Regions from separate parts of the Homo sapiens genome. Here region 2 is linked to region 1. A link is an interaction called in ENCODE POLR2A ChIA-PET data of the cell type or tissue named here. Cell type or tissue: Panc1. All regions are shown on one strand. Region 1 overlaps TYW1 (tRNA-yW synthesizing protein 1 homolog). Region 2 overlaps TYW1 (tRNA-yW synthesizing protein 1 homolog).

Region 1 (5,000 bases):
TCAGGCCTTTTGGCCACAGACTGAAGGCTGCACTGTCAGCTTCCCTACTTCTGAGGTTTTGGGACTTGGAACGGCTTCCTGGCACCTCAGCTTGCAGATGACCTATTGTGGGACTTCACCTTGTGATAGTGCGAGTCAATTCTCCAATAAACTCCCCTTCATATGTACATCTATCCTATTAGTTCTGTCCCTCTAGAGAACCCTCATTAATACAATATGGAATGATAAACACCAAACATGAAATACTGAAGACAATATGGAACGATAAACACCAATTACAGGATACTGATTCCCTCTGAAAGAAAGAGAAGGAAAAGAAGTATGATAGGATAGAAATGAGGTCCACAGAGACTGCAAATGAATTTGTAATATTTATTTCTTAAGCTAGACTATAGTTATAGTGGTACTTACTATCTTATTCACTGTATCTTTTCATATGTATAAAATATTTAATCATATACACAAAAATGACAATAGAGGGCATCATTTTGTAAAATTCAAACAAAATTACCTACTGTAATGTTTCTAGGTGTTTTTGTCTAGACCCTATAAGGTAGGCACTGTTATTTACCCCATTTCACAGGTGAGAAAAGTGAGTCCCTTGCCCAAAATTACACACACAATAGGTGGCAGAGCCAGTATCCAAACCTTGGTAGCCTTGTTTCAGAGACCCAAGCTTTCAATTACTAAACCAAGCAGGTTGTTGGGAAATAACAGAATATACACCAAGAGGAGATCAGATAAATGCAATTTGCTCATTGACCAAATACTTATGTGGCAATCATGTGTCAGTCACCGTGTTAAGGGCTTTGAATACCACAGTGAACAAAAAGGCATAACACACATCTTGCCTTCCCTAGGGGACTTTTCAATTCAGAGCAAGGACAATTAAATAAGCAGTCACACCAACCCCTGCTCTCCTGGGTGGTAAAAGAAAGCACAAGTACCCTTCACCCAGAAGTGCCAAATGCAGACTGTGGGAGGGGAGGGAAGGAGTTAGGGAAGGCTGCCAAAGACAAGACTTGTGAGGTTATTTGTTAAATCCATATTAAAAAATATTATTCAGACAGTAAGAAGAGTGTTGGAGTGTTATATTTACTTCATTTTTGTATTTTGCATTTTTTTTTTTTTGAGTTAAGAGTCTCGCTCTGTCGCCCAGGCTGGAGTGCAGGGGCATGATCCCCACTCACTGCAAGCTCTACCTCCCAGGTTCACATCATTCTCCTGCCTCAGCCTCCCGAGTAGCTGGGACCCACCACCATGCTCAGCTAATTTTTTGTATTTTTAGTAGAGACGGGGTTTCACCATGTTAGCCAGGATGGTCTCGACCTCCTGAACTCGTGATCCACCCACCTCAGTCTCCCAAAGTGCTGGGATTCCAGATGTGAGCCACCGCACCCAGCCATCTGTTTGTTTTTTGAGATGGAGTCTCTGTTTCCCAAGCTGAAGTGCAGTGACACAATCTCGGCTCACTGCAACCTCCGCCTCCCGGGTTCAGGTGATTCTCCTGCCTCAGCCTCCCGAGTAGCTGGGATTACAGGTACCCACCACCACACCCAACTGATTTTTGTATTTGTAGTAGAGATGGGGTTTCACTGTGTTTGCCAGGCTGGTCTCAAACTCCTGACCTCAGGTGATCCACCCACCTCAGCCTCCCAAAGTGCTGGGATTAGAGGCATGAGCCACCACGCACGGCCTATAATTACTTCTATAGAAAGATATGACACTCTGTTAACAAAAAAAAAAAAGTAGAAATCAACACACAGAGTATCTTCTGGGAATGGAACAGCACATATATCAAGTTTCAATACGTAGTAATGATAGCTTATCAAATCTGTACTTTAAAGATGGTTCATCAATAAATGGTACTTGGGAACGACATAAAAATGAATGCTAAGTTATATCCCAACTGGATTAAAGAGTTGAGATTTAAACAACTGGGCTAGGAAAGAACCAGAAAATATACATAAGTATTTTTATATCCTAAGGGTCTAAGCATGACACTAAAAGGAGAATTCACAAAGACAAAAATTACTAGGTCTTAAAGAAAAAAGCTGTGAGACTTATACTATCAGATTTTAAAACTTAAAATTAACCCCTACGAGCCTTCTAGTTTCCAATGCAGCAAGAAAGTTGCTTGGACGTCATCACTGTGTCTTAACAAGTAAAAAGCTGAACAAATTGAAAAATCAACAACTGTTCTTAGATCCATCAGAGAAGTGAGGTCACAGGGCAAACCTGCTGTCCCCATAATTGGAGGGAAAAACAGGCAGGCACAGAGAATCACAACTTAACAGGAGCAGAAACCTCCACAGAGACCAGCGCTAACACAGGGAAACTGAACTGTAATTGACAAAGTGCTGGAGGCTCAGTGTGGACAAGTCTGACACATAAAAATTCCAGACAGACCCAGTCATTAGGGGCCCTACACTTTTGTGAGTTTTACCTACTGGAGCTCTGCCAGATTCTCACAGTAAGTATACAGGGGGAAATCCCTTGTGCTTCCGGTAAGGGGAGGGAAACAGGAACCATTTGACATGTGTCAGAGCATTCTGTTGATAACAAGGTCTGCTCCCAGGAGAAACGATTTAACCAGAACCTAACTTGCTTGGTTTTATCAGAGCCTAACTAACCAAGTGGAAGAGAAATACCCAACTCCAGCCAGCACCGGCCTTCCATGTAAGAAAAGGGAAATAGCCAACTGCAGCACACTCTAGCCAACCTGTCCCAAGGGGGAAGAAAAAACTGAGAAGTATTTGTGAAGTTCACAGTCCAGGGGTACAGCCTCACTAAAAGACTGAGACCTAGACTGGGCGCGGTGGCTCACACCTGTAATCCCAGCACTTTGGGAGGCCAAGGCAGGTGGATCATTTGAGGTTAGGAGTTCAAGACTAGCCTGCCCAACATGGTAAAACCCCGTATCTAGTAAAAATACAAAAATTAGTGGAGCATGGTGGCGGGTGCCTGTAATCCTAGCTACTTGGAAGGCTGAGGCAGGAGAATTGCTTGAACCTGGGAGGCAGAAGTTGCAGTGAGCCAAGATCGTGCCACTGCACTCCAGCCTGTGACAGAGCAAGACTCCGTCTCAAAAAAAAAAAAAAAAAACACTGAGACCTAATCATAAGACTACAGAATGCTTCCCCTCCCCATACACCATACCATCACATTATTAAAGGTCTAGTGAGAGCAGTTCCTTTTACCCAGGATATCACGTTCAGTGACAAGAAGTTACAAGGCACACTAAAAGGCAAAAAGCAAAGTTTAAAGAGATAGCACAAGGATCCAAACCAGGCTCTGACACGGCAGGGATGTTGGGATAACCCGACCAGATGCAAAGGGCTCCAGTGGATAAAGTACACAGCACACAAGAACAGATAGACAATGTAAACAGAGATCGAAATCCTAAGAAAGAACAAAATCGAAATGCTGGAGCTCTAAAACACTCTAACTTTGGAAATGAAGAATGGCCTTGAGACTGGATATGGCTGATGAAGGAATCTCTGAGTTTAAGGATTCTCAACAGAAACCTCTAAAACTGAAAAGCAAAATGAAAAAAGACTGAAATAAACCAGAATGGAATATTCAGGAGCTGTGGGATAACTATAAAGGGTGTAATGTATGTGTAACAGGAATACCAAGAGGAAAAGAAAGAGAGAAAAGAACAAAAGTAGTATTTGAACGAATAATCACTCAGGATTTCCCCATGTTAATGTCAGGCCCCAAACCACAGTCAGGAGGCTCCCAGAACACCAAGTAGGATAAATGTCAGAAAAACTATAGATAAGCATGTAAGTTTCAAACCACAGAAAATCAAATATTTAACAAAATCCAGAAAGAAGACAGAGGGAAAAAAGCCTTACCTATAGAAAAGGAAAGAATGATTTCAACTTCTACCCAGAAAGCATGCAAGCAAGGAGACGGCAGGGTGAAATATTTAAGCCCTGAAAGAAAAAATCACCACCTAGAATCTGCACCCTATGAAAATGTCCTTCAACACTAAGGGAGAAATACTTTTTCAGACAACTGGAATCTGGGGGAATTTGTTGCCAGTAGATCTTCCTTGAAAGAAATGTTAAAAGAAGTTCTTCAGAGAAAAGGAAAATGATACAGGTCAGAAACTCAGATCTAAGAAAAGAAAGGAAGAACATCAGAGAAGGAGTAAAATAAAAATGTTTATTTTTCTTATTCTTAATTCATCCAACAGATAGCAATTTGGCCAAAATAATAAGATAGCAACAATATATTGATTATGCATGCCTATGTATAAGTAAAATGAGTGATGGCAATGATACAAGGACAGGAGGGAAGAATCAGGATTATTTTGTTATTATAAGGAGGCCGGGCACAGTGGGTCAAGCCTATAATCCCAGCACTTTGGGAGGCCGAGCCAGGTGGATCACTTGAGGTCAGGAGTTCAAGACCAGCCTGGCCAACATGGTAAAACCCTGTCTCTACTAAAGATTAAAAAAATTAGCCAAGTGTAATGGTGAGCGCCTGTAATCCCTGCTACTTGGGAGGCTGAGGTAGGCAAATTGCTTGAACCTGGGAGGTGGAGGTTGCAGTGAGCCGAGATCAGGCCACTGAACTCCAGCCTGGATGACAGAGTGAGACTCGATCTCGAAAAAAAAAAAAAAAAGATTATTTTATTATCATAAAATACTTGTCCTACTCAGGAAGGAATATAGTGTTCTTTGAAAATGGACTTCAATTACTGGTAGACCTATATTACAAACTCTAGGGAAAACACTAAAAAAACAACAAGTGAAGTATGATTAATATGCTAAGAAAAGAGAGAAAATGGAATCATATTTAACATACTCAAAACCACAAAAGAAAAAATGTGGAATACAAAAATAGAAACAAAGAACAAGACCAACAAATAGAAAACATTAACAAATACAGTAGATGTTAATCCAACTATATCAAATCCCCTGAAATGTATGTGATATTGTTGCAAGAACAGACAAATAGACCAAAGGAACAGAACACAGCCCAGGAAA
Region 2 (5,000 bases), 100 kb after region 1:
GTCAAAAGCCCTTCCATACAGGCTAGACCATCCTGGACTCCCACCTGCAAGGTATGAGTGCCTGTTTACTCACAGCCTCGCCTAACTGAGTATGTCATCCAGCTTTGGAGTTTTGTTATTATATTCTGAAAGGCGAGAAATGTTTATCAGTGTAGTTTTCATTTGTATTTCTCTTATTATGAGTAAAGTTAAGCATCTTTTCATGTTTAAATCTCTTTGTAGAGCCATTTCTGAGAAATTCTTATTCGTGTGTTTTGCCAACTTTTTCTACTAGGTTTTTGGTCAGCTGGAATTACAGGCATGCGCCACCACACCCAGCTAATTTTGCATTTTCAGAAAAGACGGGGTTTCACCATGTTGGTCAGGCTGGTCTCGAACTCCTGACCTCAAGTGATCCACCTGCCTTGGCCTCTCAAAGTGTGGGGATTACAGGCGTGAGCCACGGCACCTGGACAGGTCTGCCTTTTTTTTTTTTTTTTTTGAGACAGAGTCTTGCTCTGTTGCCCAGGCTTGAATGCAGCAGCATGATCTCAGCTGAATGCAACCTCTGCCGCCAGGGTTCAAAAGATTCTCGTGCCTTAGCCTCCCAAGTAGCTGGGACTACAGATATGCGCCACTATGCCCAGCTTATTTTTTTTGTATTTTTTAGTAGAGATGGGGTTTCACCATGTTGGCCAGGCTGGTCTCAAGCTCCTGACCTCAAGCAATCCACCCACCTCGGCCTCCCAAAGTGCTGGGATTACAAGCATGAGCCACCACACCCAGTCAGGTCTGCTTTTTTTTTTTTTTTGAGATGGAGTCTCGCTCTGTCACCCAGGCTGGAGTGCAGTGGCGCGATCTCTGCTCACTACAAGCTCTGCCTCCCGGGTTCACGCCATTCTCTTGCCTCAGCCTCCCGAGTAGCTGGGACTACAGACATCCACTACCACACCTGGCTAATTTTTTGTATTTTTAGTAGAGACGGGGTTTCACCGTGTTAGCCAGGATGGTCTCGATCACCTGACCTCGTGATCTGCCTGCCTCGACCTCCCAAAGTGCTGGAATTACAGGTGTGAGCCACCGCGCCTGCAGGTCTGCCTTTTTTTGAAAGAGTTCATTGCATAGTAAAAAGATTAACACCTTGTCTGAGATATAAGAGGCAAATAGTTCCTCCTGTTTTGCCTTTTGATTTTTCTTATGGCCATGTAAAACACTTTAAAGTCATTCATAAATTTAATATTTTTTTATTGCTTCTAGATTTTGAATCATACAGAAAAGCTTTCTCCAGGTTATACAATAATCCATCTGATTCTACTATGGTCATGTAAAACACTTTAAAATCATTCATAAATTTAATTTTTTTTATTGCTTCTAGATTTTGAATCATATAGAAAAGCTTTCTCCAGGTTATACAATAATCCATCTGATTCTACTATCTATATGATTTTTTCAACATTCAGCATTTAGCTCGCTCATCCATTTGGAAATTATTCTGACATATATACAAGCTAACAGACGTTTCACATCTTTTTTTTTTTTTTGAAACAAGGTCTCACAATGTCATGCAGGCCGGGGTGCAGTGACATGATCACAGCTCACTGCAGCCTCAAACTCCCAGGTCCAAGCAACCCTTCCACCTCAGCCTCCCAAGCAGTTGTGACTACGGGCACATGCCACTACAACTAGCTAATTTTTTTTATTTCTTGTAGAGATGGGGTTTCACTATGTTGCTGAGCCTGGTCCCAAACTTCTGGCCTCAAGAAATCCTCCCATCACGTCAGCCTCCCAAAGTGCTGGGATTACAGGGTGAGCCACTGCACTCAGCCAACATAATTTATTTTTAGAGTCCCTTTTAAACTCCAGGTCTTCAGAGTCCACCTTTAATATATATGAAATTCCTACATATTCTTAGAATTTTATTCTGTTGCAAGGGTCTTTGTCTCATCATGAGCCAGTACTACAGTTTTAATTAGAGATACCTTGTGGTATGGTTCAATATGTGGGAGTCTTGACAGAGCAAGACTCCGTCTCAAAAAAAAAAAAATAGGCAGACCTGGCTGGGTGTGGTGGCTCATCCTTCTCATCACTACTTTCACCAGGGTTTTCATAACTATTATTCCATGTTTATTTTTTCCACATGAATAGATCAATCTAGATCTAAGAGTCTAGAGGACCTACTAGAATTTTTATTGGGATTCCATCAAACTTATATATTAAGAGAACTGACATCTTTACCATTCTGAGTCACTCTACCTAAAACAAGGAATGTCTTTCCATTTGTTCGAGTCCACTTTGATGCCATTCAGGAATGTTTTAAAGTTTTCCAACGTAGGTTTAAGACACTTCTTTTTAAATTAATCTGTAGGTAGGCCAGGTGTGGTAACTCATGTGTGTAATCCCAGCACCACAGGAGGCCAAGGCGGGCAGATCACCTGAGGTCAGGAGTTCGAGACCAGCCTGGCCAACATGGTGAAATCCCGTCTCTACTAAAAATACAAAAATTAGCTCAGCGTGGTGGTATGCACCTGTAGTCCCGGCTACTCGGGAGGCTGAGGCAGGAGAATCACTTGAAACCAGGAGGCAGAGGTTGCAGTGAGCCGAGATTGCACCACTGCACTCCAGCCTGGGTGACAGAATGAGACTCCATTTCAAAAAAATAAAAAATAAATTAATCGATAGGTAATTATTTATCTTTTATGTAGCTAGTCTAAATGAGGTGTTCTCTTTTACTATAGCTTCTAACTGGCTATTGTTTGGAAATATAAAGTCTATTGACTTTCTACATTATGATATCCTGCTAACCTTACTGAGTTCATTTGAATTTGTATAGGTTTTAGCATTGATTTTCTTGGATTTTCTAGTAGCTTTTTTTTTTAAGGCTTATGGACTACATATAATTTTAATTTGGGGGATTCTCATTTTCCAAAACTCACAGTTAAATTGAGGCTGTTATTTTTATAGTATAGTATACACAATATTACTTCAATTTTAGATCACTGGAATCTGCATGAAATCCTACTGCATCGTACATTCTCACATTCATCTAGTCACTGAAACAGTCACATCCCAGATTGGTATTTCCTGGATTCCTAGGGGCCCCAGTCATGCTGATCTCCACACCCACAGACCAGGCTGCCATCCTTAAGCCCCAACACCACTTAGTCTATACAGCAGAGAAGCAAATTTACACTGGAGTTTCACTTGGAATCTCAACCATAATAAATCCTATCATGCTGTTCATCTTCAAATAGCCCTGAATAAAATCTCTCTAACCATCTACAACAAGCTTGTCCAACCCACAGCCCACTGGCCCAACACAAATTTGTAAGCTTTCTTAAAACATTATGAGATTTATTTTGCGATTTTTTTTTTTTAGCTCATCAGCTATCATTAGTGTATTTTATGTGTAGCCCAAGACATTTTTTCTACCAATGTGGCCCAGGAAAGCCAAAAGATTGGACACCCCCAATCTACAATGTCCTCAGTCCTTGTTCTCAAATCTCCTGCTTATCCTCTGATGAGCTGACTTTCACAGGCCTGAGAAGGGAGATGCTCACCACGCTCATGAAAAATGGCAAAAAAATTATAAAACTCTCAAGACAGAAGCTAGAGAAATGAAACTCCTCTGTGAGCTCAGATGGACTACACAGTAATAAAGAAATACTAAATGTTAACCAACTGCGGGAGCCAAGTGCAACATTTCCCAAAGTAACGGTACCTTTTCTTTCTTCACATGATCCATAATTTTGCCCAAATCTTCAACATCAACAATGGAATTTAGGCTCTGATGGTCCTCACCACCAAACTCTTCTTCACTGGAGCTCTCAAAGGGTTCTTCCTCCTGGAAGAGAAATGCTTCAGAAATACATTGTTCAAAGGGGCAAAGGCAAAGCTCTCTTACCCTCCCTCCCACACTGAGAATTCACTATGTCTCTAAATTCTTTTTTTTTTTTTTTCTTTGAGACAGGGTCTCGCTCTGTCGCCCAGGCTGGAGCACAGTGGCGTCATCTCAGCTCACTGCAACCTCCACCTCTCAGGTTCAAGCCATTCTCCTGCCTCAGCCTCCCAAGTAGCTAGGATCACAGGCGCCTACCACCACGCCTGGCTAATTTTTGTAGTTTTAGTAGAGACAGGGTTTCACCATGTTGGCCAGGCTGGTCTCGAACCCCTGACCTCAGGTAATCCACCCACCTCAGCCTCCCAAAGTGCTGAGATTACAGGCGTGACGACAGTGCTCGGCTGTCTATAAATTCTTACTTTAAAAATAAAATCTAGGCTGGGCATGGTGGCTCACACTCATAATCCCAGCACTCTGTGAGGCCAAGATGGGAGGACTTTGAAACCTCAGGAGTTTGAAACCAGCCTGGGGAACATAGCAAGACCACATTGCTACAAAAAAATGTATACAATTAGCCAGATGTGGTAGCACATGCCTATAATCCCAACTACTTAGGAGGCTGACGCAGGAGCATCACTTGAAGCCAGGAGTTCAAGACCAGCCTGGGCAACATAGTGAAACCCTCATCTCTACAAAAACAACAACAACAACAATGAAGAAATAAATCTTAAGTCTTTAGCATCAGACTAACAACTGTGAAAGGGCATGATGGAGTGGGAACAACTAACACTTCACCTGCCCTCTCACGTCACAGTGACATGAGCTGGGCTCAGGGGAACGAGACACATACCAAGCAGAAGTAGAGGAAATGTGACATCACTGGGAAGACACATTTGCTGAGTATCTACTACGTCCCCAACACAATGTTCATATACCCATTCATTTCATCCTTAACTACTTATGATGTAGACAGGTTCAACATCATCTCATAGATGAGGAAATTAAAGGTAGAGAAGTTAAGAAATCACAGCTAATACGTGGCAGCCTTCATCCCTTTCTCCAATTGAGGATAAGGCAGAATAAAACGTTAGAGAGATTTTTTTGTTTGTTCTTTGTTGTTGTTGTTTTTGTTGTTGTTGTTGAGTCTTGCTCTGTCACCCAGGCTGGAGTGCAGTGGCGTGAT

What was found. Peaks named below come from ENCODE experiments on the same cell type or tissue, not always from the same donor. Only the 100,000 strongest peaks of a DNase experiment are listed, where the experiment ranks them.
Region 2: POLR2A ChIA-PET joins it to region 1 with 5 read pairs; 1 of 35 experiments calls an interaction of 5 or more read pairs at or near these places.

Annotation. Positions count from the first base shown.
Region 1 is chr7:67,126,796-67,131,795 of GRCh38, reverse strand. All of the region lies in intron 13 of TYW1 (tRNA-yW synthesizing protein 1 homolog), which reads right to left. It overlaps LOC124901664 (a long non-coding RNA gene), which reads left to right. Exons shown (of 2, transcript XR_007060370.1): 1 at 1-5,000. Among named protein-coding and RNA genes, the nearest start is that of MIR4650-1, 15 kb to the right of the region's middle. In Panc1, no CTCF peak of the experiment used is centred here; a DNase peak (open chromatin) is centred at 2,435.
Region 2 is chr7:67,023,720-67,028,719 of GRCh38, reverse strand. It overlaps TYW1 (tRNA-yW synthesizing protein 1 homolog), which reads right to left. Exons shown (of 16, transcript NM_018264.4): 7 at 3,698-3,820. Among named protein-coding and RNA genes, the nearest start is that of TYW1, 29 kb to the right of the region's middle. In Panc1, no CTCF peak of the experiment used is centred here; DNase peaks (open chromatin) are centred at 3,018 and 3,320.